Regions from separate parts of the Homo sapiens genome. Here region 1 is linked to region 2. The links are chromatin contacts, found by Hi-C or POLR2A ChIA-PET in ENCODE. All regions are on one chromosome and are shown on one strand. Each heading gives the region's core, a stretch centred on a gene start or an enhancer-like site at or near the end of the contact. The rest is flanking DNA. Distances are from core to core; before and after follow the strand shown.

What was found. A loop is a pair of places that touch in the nucleus more often than their neighbours do. ChIA-PET counts read pairs that join two places held with the same protein, here RNA polymerase II (POLR2A). Pooled maps may share reads with other maps.
Region 1: a map of CD4-positive, alpha-beta T cell shows a loop between it and region 2 (5-fold over the local background). The contact joins the promoter of ADIPOR2 here to the promoter of ERC1 in region 2. A Hi-C loop is called at or near these places in 1 of 168 maps with a recorded cell type or tissue (CD4-positive, alpha-beta T cell), 1 of 37 single-sample maps with no recorded cell type and 8 of 50 pooled maps. POLR2A ChIA-PET finds 5 or more read pairs at or near these places in 2 of 52 experiments (OCI-LY7 and activated T-cell).

Annotation. Positions count from the first base shown.
Region 1 is chr12:1,688,823-1,692,946 of GRCh38, reverse strand. ADIPOR2 (adiponectin receptor 2) reads right to left here and starts at 1,877. Exons shown (of 8, transcript NM_024551.3): 1 at 1,756-1,877. RefSeq lists silencers at 1,575-1,664, 1,685-1,984 and enhancers at 1,483-2,061, 2,145-2,194, 2,215-2,374.
Region 2 is chr12:989,689-993,444 of GRCh38, reverse strand. It overlaps ERC1 (ELKS/RAB6-interacting/CAST family member 1), which reads right to left and starts at 2,222. Exons shown (of 19, transcript NM_178040.4): 1 at 2,123-2,222. It also overlaps a transcript of RAD52 not described here. RefSeq lists silencers at 1,408-1,702, 1,908-2,417, 2,438-2,547, 2,958-3,007 and enhancers at 1,706-2,267, 2,829-3,391.

The sequences.
Region 1 (4,124 bases), core at 628-3,127, 700 kb before region 2:
CTGATCTCAGGTTATCTGCCCGCCTCGACCTCCCAAAGTGCTGGGATTACCAGCGTGAGCGATCGCACCAGGCCTAATCAAATCTTTATTTACAAAAAGAGGCAACTGGCAGGACTGGGCCTGCAGGCTTTAAAATCTGTCAATCCCTGAAATAAAGAATAAAACAAAATTATTTTCATTTTAGGAAACAAAATGTGATTTATACTAAAAAAAAAAAGTGCACCAGCTAAATTGATACTATTGATAGAAAAAACCATTTATTTATAAATTCATACAAGGAGCCTAGGGATAGAAAAAAAAAACAAACTCTCTTTTAGGCTCTGGAAATCCTACTCCCATTCCTAGTGTCAAGTGAAAAGAGGAAATCTGCTAAGCAGACCAAAGTCTAGATAGGAACGTATACTGGAGGACAGACAGTTACAATCAGAAGTTAAAAGAAATATGCCTTTCACATTTAATTTGCAATTTTTTCAAATTTCATAATTCACCAACAAGCAGCTGCCACATGTGTGGAAATCTTTACTGATGAAATAATTTTAGTTGCAGATCATCACAATCAACACTCTGACAACAAATTTATCAGAACGGATGAAAACATCTAGGAATTACCTAAGAGTCGTTTAAGGAGACATAAGGGTGGCCTTTGATAAGAGGTCACTTCAAACTTTCAGAACTGACAAGACGTATAGCCTCCCCCCAAAAAATAATGCTATGGGTAGATGGATGCTTTTTTCTGAAGGAATTTTTAGCATTTCATTTGGAAAAGTTCTGTGATCAAATAATGCTAAATGTTATGACAGCTTTCTTGGCGTTTAAAGGGATTCTCTGGGTGAGGGGAAGGGGTGATAAAAAAAAAAAAAGTCTGCTTTTGGAACAGAAATGGGGGACAATAACCAAGGCTCAGAAACCCAGAGTCAAAAAATTAAAAGAACATCTTATTTTAAAAAAAAAGTCAACAACCTGCAATGAAGTCACCGTACCCCCATAAAATCCCAACTGTGCATTTAAATCTTTCTACCAAAATTCACTTTTGGACCATCTTATGAAGTTGTCAAAATTTCAGAGGCAAACGCTTAAATCAAGATCAAAAGCCAGGAGGAAAAAAGAGCTAACAGTTTCCAACCCAAACTCTCTCCGAGCCCCCTAAAAACTGATTTATAACCCTGTCATCGGTAATTTTAGAAGAAGCGAACACTGACGGACGGGGGCTTGGGAAAACAGGACTCCAGGTACCAAGCAGGCTGCCTGACGCGCCACCTGAAAAAGGTGAGGGAACTCTTCCCCACCCCAGTCACTGTGAAAGTAGCGCTGAGAGAGCCCATCCCAAGCCTCCACCAAACAAATTCCTAGAAGTGATAAAAACAGACAAGAGACGAAGAGGGGCGGGCAGATCCTCTCCGCGGGCAGGGAGCTGGAGCAACTGCACCCGAAGGTGAGCAGAGGGCAGCAGGCTCCGACCCTCCGCCGCGAAAGGCGAGGCGAGGGGAACAGCGGGCGCCGGACTCCTCCGACAGCGGTCGCAAGGAGGGCGGCTCCAGGTCCCCACACGGCCGACCCTCAGGCCAAGGCGCGCCGGGCGGCAGGTCAGAGTTAGGAATCAAGTTGCGGGCCGGGCCGAGAGCGCGCTCTCCCGCCCGCGCCAGGGACATTCGCCCCTCAGCTCTCACCTCCCCCCGACCCCAAGCTCTCCCTCTGCGCCCAGGAAACGGCGCCCACACTCCAGAGACCCTCACCCGGAGCCCGTCGCCGCCTCACCGCGTGTCTCGGACTTCTTGGGAGCCACCGCTGAGGGGAGGGGGGAGGAGGGGGGAACGGAGGAGGGAGGGGGCCAAGCCCGGTGTAGCCGCCGCCGCTGCCGCCGCCGCGATGCCGCTTCTGGAATCGCGCTCTCGCCGCCGCGACAGCGACCGCCGCCGCCGCGTCTCCCCGCCCCCACGACCGCACGTCGCCGTGACGCGCATCGCACGAGGCGGTTCGAGCCAATAAGACCACACGCCGTGCGCAGCCGCGCTGTCCTAAACCGGAAGCCGCCCCTCTGACCGCTCTAAAACCTGGGTGCATCGTGGGAGCTGTGGTTCGGCCAGGAACTTAGCGAAAACTATACTGGGTGTTGAGGGCCGGAGGAGCGTGCGCTCCTTAGGCGCTCACACAACTCCTCGGAGTTTTTTCTCCCACCGAAAAAGGAAGCAATTTGGAGCTGAGGAGGAGGGGGCCGCCCCGGCTCGCGGATGCTTTTCGCAGTCTCTATGGATACTGGCTACACACTTTGGGCAAGAGCCAGAATTTGAGGATTTAGGCTGGATCGTGTGTCTCTGCCAAGGGCTGATAGGATGCTGAGCGTCGTCTGTGAAGACTGCGGAAAGAAATCCAAAAGCATTAGCCCAGTTTTGCCCAGAGCAATAGTGTTTGCCTTTTATTACCTTATTAAAGATTATGATTTATGCTCTACCACTTCTATTTTTTTTAAAACCCAGTCACTCTTAAAATACATATAATTCAGAGCGATTTTTAAAATGATGTTAATGTAATGGTATATCAGAACCTACTTAAGCACTAAATACCTGCGTCCATTTACCCAGAATGAGTAAGTAATTTTCCACAAGTCATCTTTACGTTGAGTTCTAACTTCTTAGAAGCCAAGAACAGATTTGGTTACGTACTTATTCTATAAGAAAAGTGAATATAAGAGTTAGTCTGCGTAGAAAAATAGTTCTTTACATTCAGTAGGAGGGGGAATTTATCACATTCTTAAGGCGTAAATGCCTTAACTATCAAAATTCTTGTTATTGACTAAAGGAAATCCATACGATTTAGGGAAAGTCTGTGCCCACGGCTTACTGTCCTTACCTTTGGACCACAGCAAGAGATAACAAAGGGTGCAGGGAAAAGCTGACAGGTCTTGAGGGAGCTGGAGTCGGATATATGACGAAAAAAACAAAAATACAGAAGTCTTCATTATGGAAATGTAAGTTTTAAAAAGTAAAGCTACTAAAATCACAAAGAACATGATTAAGATGGCAATAATACAGAACTAAGGCCCACTCATTTAAGCTTGAAAGAGATAAAACTAGTAGAAATTAAAATTAGGAAATAAATGTTAAAGGAACTAATTTCCTCCAAGGAGTGGTTTACATTGAAAATATAATTTTTTTAAGTTTACATAATTTGTGAAAGACATAATAATAATGACTTCTATGTTCCCAGGTAAAGATGTAAAGCTTTTGAGGTTGAAATCAAGGAAGACAATTGTACACCTCCTCAGCACATCAGAAACAATACAGGCATTTCTGGATTGTGAATTTGACCCGTTATACCAACTCACATAGAACAGAGATAAGAAGTATAAGATTCTTAGGCTTAATAAAGAGTCTACTAAAGGTGACAGAACTAGAGCGAAAAAGATAATTTTCTTAAAAAGAGATTCTTCAAAGATCTCCAATCTTTCCTGCATCCCTTTCTCTTAAAGACTGGTTTCCAGGCCAAGCGTGGTGGCTCACACCTGTAATCCTAGCACTTTGGGAGGCCGAGATGGGCAGATCACTTGAGGTCAGGAGTTCAAAACCAGCCTGGCCAACATGGCGAAACCCCGTCTCTACAAAAATACAAAAAATTAGCCAAGCATGGTCGCGCGTGCCTGTAATCCCAGGTACTCTGGAGGCTGAGGCAGGAGAATCACTTGAACCTGAGAGGCAGAGGTTGCAGTGAGCTGAGACCGTGCCACTGCACTCCAGCCTGTGTGACAGAGCAAGACTCTGTCTCAAAAAAAAAAAAAAAAAAGATTCTGGTTTGACAAAACGAAGGGCTTTAAGAAGCTACCTCTGGAACAGTTCACCGTGTGCTGAACCAGATGAAAGACAGACTTACCATTTCCCTAAAGTTTCACATCTTGTTCTCGGTTACCTTGATCCCATTCACATATCACTACTGCCAGTTCCTGATGCTTATATAGTGATGAAACAAACCACATCATTTCCTCAAAATACCCACACCTCCTTAACTATTGAGGATGTTGCCACTGTCCCTGACCTGAGCACCTGAGGAACATTCCCCTGATCCCCACATCCATAAGGCTGGCTTCACCCTTAACCCTTATCTAAATGTCACCATTAAATATTCCAAAGCAG
Region 2 (3,756 bases), core at 973-3,472:
CAAGAAATGCTAAACGAAATAGCTTACTTTTACCTTAAGACTTTCCCCAAATTATGTGATTTCATTCCTACAAGGACAAGAATCACAGCTTACTACCAGCCATGCAAATGTCATTTTAGGAGTACACACAAGTTTTACCCAGTATCTTAGTTCACATTTGTCCCAATTAATTAAGTCTATGTATAATTTAAAAGCGAAAACTAGATATGTCAATTTTGTTTTCCTTCTAACTAATCCAAAGTCAAAACTGTTCACTTTACCAAATGAATTAACTGAATACAGTTAATTAAATCTTTTATTTATAATTAAAAATTGGAACACACACTTTCTCACTTAATACCTATTATGTCCTGTTTCCCATACCTCTCTATAAAGTAGAAGTATTTGCTGGAAGACAATAATCTGCTCATTAAGTAGGCACTTAGAAAAAGCAACGATCTGCAACTACTGAAATTCTTATCTGTATATTTCTCTTTTGGGTTACAAGAAAGCACTTCTCTGGCTATTTTCCCAAATAAACTAGGCAAGCCTTGGGAAAGTCACTGCTTAAATCCCACTTTCTGACAGCTTCTCTTCCTCCATAAATGAATTATTGAGAGCCATGTCTACTTCCATCCATTACATAATACATGTCCATCATGGGACCTGTTTTCTGAACAAGAAATAGCTTAAATGACACTAACTGATAAGTAGGGCCAGAGAATACTGTAATCTAACAGGGAGCAAGAATCCAGAAAAGAAGATTCTGATTTACAGTGCTAAGTTGTGAAAGAGTGATGTGAAGAACATTGAACACTGCTTACTCTAATATTTCCATACAAAGTGACACACCTGCCCCCAAAATGTTTTTAAAGCACTTGACTCCAAGAACATTTCTCAGAAATTGAGGAGCCTACCAAAAAAAAAGAGTTCCATTTCATTTTAAAGTGTTTTAATAAAGACTGCAAGAAACATAACTGCAAATGAGAAATAAAATTTCAACAATTTAGCACTGAACACAAAATGTCTAAAAGTCAAGGTGTACTGAGCAAGCAACACGCTATAAAAGACGGTTGTACTTTAAAACATTTAAGCATTTTTCATATAATTAGCTCCAACAGAACTATTCCAATTGTTCACTTTATCCACCCAAAGCAGTCAACCACAACCACCTGCAACTATTATTCAGCAATGTGCCTTCCAAAGCAACCACCTGAGTTTGGGGCCTTCTCTCAAGGGGCCAGGATAAAGCCTGTAAAAGGGTGGTATAAAGAGATCTTTTAGGCATTGGGGGGAAAAAAAACTGGAAGACACCACCTTGAAGGAGCTAAGCGTAATGCGACCCAAATGGTGGCTGCCGGAACGAAGTTGTCTAAACCGAAGATCTCCCTCTTCTTCGGTGTAAAACTTTCAGATACATCCACGCTCACAATTTACCTGAGCCAAAGTAAGGGGATTCTCTTCCCTCTCCGACCCCCCACCCACCCCGCCAGAAGAAAAAGAATCGAACCCTAAAGTAGAAACGTGAGATCTAGTGCAATAAAATAGGTTCTGCAACTGCCTCAAAGGCAACATGCACAGCTCATCGTCCTTTTGAAATACACTTCATCTTTTATCTCACCATTTCATCGAAAAGAAAAGAATCATCTTCAGCATTTTACATCACTCACCTAACCCAAAGATCCACCCTGACCGCACCCCAACCTCATGGCTCCCCAATTTCTCCGTCTCCCCACTACCTCGTCCGCGGCTTCACTAGTCCTAAGCCTCCCCCCCTCCGCTCCCCAAGTGCCCAGAGCCCCAGTCCCCACTCCCCCACCTCCCGCCCCAGGATCCCCACATCTACCGCCTCGGCTCCCGCCCGATCCCGGAGCCCGGCTGGGTGGAGCCCGCGGGTGGGCGCCGGTGGTCTGGGTGGGGCCCGCCCCTCCCCACCCCCCGGGCTGCCGAGGAGGGGGAGGGGGTCGCGAAGCCTCACCTACAGCTCCGCCCCTCCCCGGGGGCGCGTTGCCCTGCCCAGCCCAGCCCGGGCCGTGAGCAAGAAGCTGGGTAGGAAAGGCGAAAGCCTCAGCACTAGCGACAGGGGGGAAGCTCTGGGTCCCGCGCGACTTCCGCGCTGTCGCCGCCGCCGCGGCCGTCTCACCGTCCTCAGGGCTGCCGCTACTGCTGCTGCTGCCGCCCAGGCACCGCCGCCGCCGCCACTACCGCCGCCGCCGCCGCCACAGCACGGCCCAGGCGCCCGCGACGTCACCGCGCCCCGCCCCCTGCGCGAGACACCTAGCCCCGCCCCCAGCCCCGCCGCGGGGCGCAGCGCGCCTCCCCGGGCTCCCGGCTCGGCTGCCTCCCTTTCCCTCAGCCTCCCGGGAGCGTGACGCGGCGGCCCGGGGGCCTCCGGGCGCCTTCCGGGGCACGCGGGTGAGGAACTGGGAAGCGGGGGAAATCGGCGCCACGGCGGTCGATTAGCACCGAAACAGAGTGATGGGCGCGGAGCGTCCCTGCACACACACACACACTCACACACACACACACACGACCCCTGCGGCCACGGGAGGGGAGAGCCGGGGTCGGCTCCGCGAGCGCAGGGTGGCGCTTGTCTCCTCCTGCTTGCCGTAGGAAGTGGACGCTGGAAGCCCGAGGAGCCGCTTCGTGTCTTCCCAAACCTAAGCGGCGCCCCACCCCCTACTTCTCGTGGCCCGTTACGCCCGGGGCAGCCAAGCGCCGCGGGAGCAGCGCCGGGATCGACCCTGGCTGCTGGGGGGACGCTTTGTCCCAAGAAAGCTGGTTTTTTGCCCCTTAGCTTCGTGGAACGCGGCCGCGAAATTAGTGGTCTTCTGACCTGAGACTCGCGGGGCTGCGCACACGGGCATCGCCGAGGACCCCAGCAATGGACGTCGTGTCTGTGGTGATCCCGCCAGGACGCGGGGAGCGTGGGCGGAAATTAGTGTCCACGTTCCGACCCTGCGCTGTGCCAAACGCTGCTTCGGGAGCTGTTTATTTAGCCTCCGACAGCTAAGCGAATCGGCGGGCGGCTGGGGCCTGGTGCAACCCGATTTTCTCGTGCAGACTCGCAGCCGGCTTTGGTTTTGTTTTTTGTTTTTTGTTTTTTTTTTGGAGCCATGCAGAGGGTAGCTACAGCCATTAATTTAAGGATGTAGATAAGCTATCTCTAAACCAAGAAAGTAAGAATGGTGTGAATTATATTTATTCCCAGCCTTCCAGTGTTTATTAAAATAATTTTCGGTGTCCTTGAGAGGAGTTAAAAGCCATCATTTTACTCCTGCTTACCTCCGCCACCGTAATTAACCACTTTATACTGCCTCATAATCCCATTAACAAATTGCAGTCGCTCCTCAGCCTTCACATTCATTCACTCACCAGTTTCTACTGTTTCATCCTGCCCGGACTCTTAACTGTTCCCTCCCAGGATCGACATGCACTTGGATCATTGCAGTTTCTGGGCCTGCTGTCATCTCCCCCTTCAGTACTTCCCACATATGACTACCAACTGTTAGACGATGTGCTGCTGCCAGACCAGCCTTTCATTTCTTGGACATCCGGCTATTTACCCAGGAAAAGTCATCCTTTGACTATTTTTCATGACCTTTCTCATCTGACTCGTGATCTGCCCATCTTGTTACTCCCTAGCAGTGTGGTAAGGTAAGAGAAAATTCAACTAGGAGTCAATAGATATTTCTGTTCTCATTCTCCCACTGTCTACTTGTGTGGCCTCAGGCAATTCATTCTACTTGTGGTCTTACTTAACTGTAAAGTGAGGTT